2 separate regions of the Homo sapiens genome follow, and region 1 is linked to region 2. Evidence: read pairs that join two places in POLR2A ChIA-PET (ENCODE). Cell type or tissue: Caco-2. All regions are shown on one strand. Links, peaks and the distances in the headings refer to the core of each region. The heading gives the core; the rest is flanking DNA.

What was found. Peaks named below come from ENCODE experiments on the same cell type or tissue, not always from the same donor. Only the 100,000 strongest peaks of a DNase experiment are listed, where the experiment ranks them.
Region 1: POLR2A ChIA-PET joins it to region 2 with 5 read pairs; 3 of 35 experiments call an interaction of 5 or more read pairs at or near these places.

The regions. Positions count from the first base shown.
Region 1 is chr19:30,047,684-30,050,492 of GRCh38, reverse strand. No RefSeq gene overlaps it. Among named protein-coding and RNA genes, the nearest start is that of URI1, 110 kb to the right of the region's middle. In Caco-2, for the core only: no CTCF peak of the experiment used is centred there; no DNase peak of the experiment used is centred there.
Region 2 is chr19:29,612,982-29,615,790 of GRCh38, reverse strand. It overlaps POP4 (POP4 ribonuclease P/MRP subunit), which reads right to left. Exons shown (of 7, transcript NM_006627.3): 6 at 1,819-1,920; 7 at 1-547. The coding sequence ends at 411. Among named protein-coding and RNA genes, the nearest start is that of POP4, 8.1 kb to the right of the region's middle. In Caco-2, for the core only: no CTCF peak of the experiment used is centred there; a DNase peak (open chromatin) is centred at 1,507.

The DNA of each region.
Region 1 (2,809 bases), core at 170-2,669, 430 kb before region 2:
AAGGAAGGGAAGAAAGAAGGAAAGAAGGAAGGAAAGGAGGGAGGAAGGAAGGAAAAAGAAAGGAGGAAAGAAAAGAAAGGAAGGAAGGAAGGAAGAGAAATTCCCCCATGGGCATGGGATTGACAGTCCTCCCAAGGAGCACAGGCAAGATAACCTTTTGTAAGGCAGCTGCCAGTCACATTTGAGTCCACGCTCCCTGAGACTCTCTGGGTAATATACACAGCACTGATTCCTTAACATTTAAAGGCTGTCGAAGGGACTGTTTTAAGCCTGTGCTGTGTGTCCCCACAGCACTGAAATCCCCAGTTTCCCTACCCCCACCCCCAACACAGGCACATTATATACATTTGTTTATATGGAGCTATGGCGCTGTCTTGATTGCACGGCAGTGAGGCCTGCTGATGAGGTTTGCTGTTGACATTTCAACATTAGCTGGCTTTTGTCAATTGTGGCAGCCTAAGAAATTCTATCTTAAGGGCGGCTCTTTATTAAATTTGCAAGATACAAAACTGTGACTGACAAATAGTCTCCTTTCCCTTAGCAGATGCGTAAATAACGGCCGGCAACTCTACCGTCATTGAAATGTGCTCCACATTTAAACAAAAATGTAATCGCCAAAGAGTTTTTTTTTTTTAACAAAGGATCAGGGTCCCCGACGTTTGGCTTGATGAAACATTTTCTTGATATTTTTCAACAGTTATCAGCGTGCAAATCTTTGGAGGACTTGAACGGAGGGGGAGAAGACACAGCAGTGGGGGAAGACAGAGAAAAGAACATTTCCATGAGCTTCCTTGTTCTGGGTTTTACCAAACTTTGTCACAGAATCTTCTATGCAACTCTTTTATGTGCTATCGGTGACATAATTCCTATTTCTTTCACCAGCCATTATATATGATAAATAAAACAATGCTCTGAAAACACTGCGATCTCTCATCAATGTCATTGTGAAAAGGGCCCAGATAGATGAGTTCTGGAATCACAGGCAGATGACATGGCTGGCCATGTATCATCTTCTATGTATTGAACGTAGTCTTTGTAAAGATAGAACGGTAATAAAGAGCGGTATTGTGTGCTCTGAAAGGCTGTGTGGGTCTGTGCATGACTAATCTGTCTTTCTGCATTATTTTATTCAATCTTCTCTGACTTTATGCCTTTGACATTTTTGCTACACTCAGTAAATTTGAGTGAATAGGCAATTTTAAAGAATTTTTATAGGGCTTCAGAGAAGTCATATGCAGACTGTATCTTTGTTCAAATTTAACAGTTTAAATATTTCCTTTGTCTAGGGTGCAGAGTAATCTTTAGACAAAAAAAAATGAAAGCATGCCCTAACCTTAAGATTTTAACAATGTTTCCTGTAACAGTTCAATTATTTAAAGGAAAAAAAAAAAAACCAGAAGAGCAAGCTTATGATGGAGGAGCTGCCCAACTTTCTTTATCATTTTATAAACAGGAGACTGGTCCTTCTGATGATGAAGACATTCCTTCTTTCTCCAGAATTTAGAGATGCAGAGAATGAAATTAAAGGGGATTATTTTGAAGCTACAGTTCAAATGGCCTCATTTGAACATCACCCACTTTTCCTGACTTTGTTTTGCAAGGGTAGTTGTCCATAAGTAAATAACGACTTCATTGCATGTCTTTAACTTACTGTATATGACGTTATCAGTTCATCATCTAATCTGTAACATTAGTTTGGCTAAGCACTGCATTTAAATAATTTATGCCACAGAGTAGTATGCAATAGGAACATTTTTAAAAATTATTTTCTTTGCTAAATTGTGTGGAAGTCCCCACCTGAAGTATAGCAGACTGCTACGTTTCAAGAGACACTCTACTACTTAGGCTGTTAAACGATTCAGGGGGAAAAAAAAAAAAACTGGGATTCCCTGATAATACTGTTTGGGCTGGCAGGTGCTAGTCTCATAGTTCTGGCTTATAAATACTTTTAAAAAGATTATTAAGCAATTTAAAGTAAACCTAAACTACAGATGAACCCAGCCTGATGGATTCATGTAGCCAATTACATTTTACAGTATCTATATCAAAAACATAGTCCATATTTCATTTTTATGAATCACTCCATAAGCCCACATCTAACAGGGTGACTGAGCACTTATGTTTAGTACCTTTGAGATGTTTTCAAGAAACTGGACCTCAAGATTTCCTTTTTTTGTTTTGTTTTGTTTTTTGAGACAGAGTCTCACTCTGTCACCCAGGCTGGAGTGCAGTGGCCCGATCTCAGCTCACTACAAACTCTGCCTCCCAGGCTCAAGCAATTCTCCTGCCTCAGCCTCCCTAGTAGCTGGGATTACAGGCACCCGCCACCACACCCGGCTAAATTTTTGTATTTTTAGTAGAGACGGGGTTTCACCATATTGGCCAGGCTGGTCTTGAACTCCTGACCTCAAGTAACCCAAACACCTCGGCCTCCCAAAGTGCTGGGATTACAGGCATGAGCCACCGCGCCTGGCCTAGACCTCAAGATTTTCTCAAGTGGGAAGCCAATTCTCAGTGAGACGTTTTGGACAAATGGTGACTGGCAGGTCTCACTGCCCAGCACAGCTGGACCCTAGGGCCACTTCCGGAGCAGGATGGAGCTGGGTCCAGGGCAGAAGGCAGCTTTCCTCCAGAAACCCAGGGAAGGCTAAAGGCATAGAGTTGTTAGCAGTGGCCTCTTGCAGGACCAAGCCAGCCTGCATGCAGCCTCGCTGCTCCTGGAACTTGACTGCAGGTTCCCCACCACACCCTTGAATACACAGCAGGCACCTGCAGGAAGTATAAGCAGCTCCAGAAGTCCAAGAGCCCA
Region 2 (2,809 bases), core at 118-2,617:
CCTCCTTTATTTGATCCCTGTTTATGTCCACATATGTACTGTATTATCACAGATGCAACTGATTTATCATAGAGCACTCAGAAAACATGGAAAAGTATTTTTAAAAATCGAATAATCCTATTCAAGTCAACCAGTGTTAACCCCGGTGTGCTTCCTGCCAGTCTGTTCCTCCCCATGGGAGTCACACAAAATGAAAATCTCCTAGAAAGAGAAATTCCTCTGTCCTCTGACTTCTTCACTTAGTACGCTGCGACCTTCCCATGTTGTTCAACATCCTCAACTCGGAGCGTCACTGGCTGGAGGTGGTCTATAAATGGAATTGGCTTAACTATCTCTTCACTGAAAGGTGGACATTTAGGGAGTGTCCAGTTTTCAGCTGTCATAAACAACTGCCTTAGACGGCAAAGAATTCACAGGTCAATCGTTCCCTTCGCTTTGAACTTCTTCGCAGACCGTTCACTTGACCGAAGCTGGAATTTGCTCCCGTAAATGTAGGAAATAAAGCCATCGGTTTCCACAGTGAACACGCAGTTTAGCTTGGGGATAACTGAAAAAAAAAAAAAAAAAGGCAGGAGAAAAAAAGATGAGGAAAAATATTTATTAATATTTTACTTTTAGGTAGAATATTATTCAGAACACATTGAATGAAAAAAATAAGCTAATAGGAAACGGGAAACCCACAAGGGGAGGGGCATTAGGGTTGCCTGTGGTTATTCTGCCACAGGTCAATCTAGTCACATGCTAAATGTAGCTTGGCACCTAATCTTCAGGGTCAAAGGCTATACACCAAATTCCCAGAACCAGAAAGTCCCAGAACACCTGCCAGAAACTGGTTTTCCCACATTAACTTTCAGATGGGCTCCTGGCCTTATGCTCTGTGGAGAAACTATTACACCACTTTCCGAGGTTTACAATGTGAGGTAGAAGGATATGTAGGAAAATAAGGGAAGCAACAAGAAAAACCAAGCTCAAAAATTAAAGGAAGAAGGCTGGGCGCGGTGGCTCACACCTATAATCCCAGCACTTTAGGAGGCTGAGGCAGGTGAATTACTTGAGTTCAGGAGTTTGAGACCAGCCTGTCCAACATGGTGAAACCCTGCCTCTACTAAAAATACAAAAATTAGCCGGGCGTGGTGGCGCGTGCCTGTAATCCCAGCTACTTGGGAGGCTGAGGCAGAAGAATCCCTTGAATCCGGGAGTGGAGGCTGCAGTGAGTCGAGATTGTGCCACTGCACTCCAGCCTGGGTGGAAGAGTGAGACTGTCTCCAAAAAAAAAAAAAAGAAAAATTAAAGGAACAAAACCTTCTAACTATGGTTTGATATCTCTGGATTTGTGGGTAAGGCGGGGTGTAGAAATCCTGGCTGACCCAAAGTATCTGCTAGAGCAATGCTGGCCACGGATGGAACCCAAGTGTTATCGCCAAGGACACAGCTCAGAACTCCAGGGACAGGCGCCACTCCTGTTTCTACCCTGCTGCCTGTTTGGCTACATTCCTCTGGGAGCAGCAGCCTTTGGGGCAGGTGGAGGCCCTCTCCTGGGGCCTAAACAGACCCAGGTCCCCTGAGGCACAGCCGAGCAGGTCTTCCTTCCCCTTGGCCATTTCTGGCCGGGGTTGCAGGCTGCACTGACACACACCTCTTGGGGGAGCCACGGGTGCAGGGGATGGTCTCTGCAGGCTTTAATGCAGGTTCAGCAAGTATCTGCAATCTGCGCTGACTTGAGGGGTCAAATCAAACTCTTGGAGCCTTGAGGAAAAGGCTAACGCAGTAGCTGGGAGCCACAGCCCGCAAGCAATGCCCTCAGAAACACCTACATACCTTTCAGGCGGTCTTCTTTGGTGATAATTTTGAAAATGTGCTTTGTTTCCTGTAGAAGGATTCCTGTAATACCCACATAAGAGGGGCATTTGGATTTTGTCACTGCAAAGAAAAAGGACAGTTCCAGGCTCAGGCCTCTGTGGTGCTGGGGGAACCACAGAGAAGCAGGCCTCAGGGGTTGGGGGTGCTGATCCCACCCTCTGAGCTAGCAGATGAAAGAACAGAGCACCCAGGGGGTGGGGGCTCAACAGCTGGGCCCTGATGTAACCAACAAGAATCCAGGCTTCCCCTGGGGCTTTGCAGCCTCTGGACTGTTCCTATGAGGTGTCCTTCGGAGGGTCTGTGGCCACAGGGGTCTTGGGCAGGATTCTGGAATTAAAGGTCACATATGTGCCCAGCACCATCAGGGCCCACGGGCTGGCTGCTCTGATGCAGCCAGGTCTCCCTTGCAGGATCTGCACAAACACCACCATGCACTGCCCAGGATGCTGGCTGGAACGTGAGTGTGGCTGCAGAGCTGCCCAGCAGCCAGCACTGCGAGATGAGCCACCATCACAAGCAGCAGCCCCTCCCTCGTCCTGACCCGAGCCTCAGTGTAGCGGACAGAGTCACCAAGCAGCTGTGGAATGCCTGCACCATCCTCAGGAGATGCCAGGGACACAGCACGGAAAGAGGCGGTCCTGGATCCTACTCTCACGGAGCCCGGGTTCTAGCAAGGCAGGGTGATGCACGGTGAACCACACCATTCTACTTTCTGACAGCAACGAGTGCTATGAAGAGTAGGGACAGGGCAATGTGTGGAGGGTCATGGTTTGCAATGGTAGACCCTGAGGGGAGTGGCATTGGAGCAGGGCTGAACAATGAGAAGCTGGACTGTGCACACACAGGAGAACTCCCGGGTAGAGGTAAGGAGCAGAGGCGAAGCCCTGAGGCAGGGCAGGAGGAAGGCAGTGTGGGAGGCCTGCTGCCCCAGGGAGCGGGGAGGCCTTAG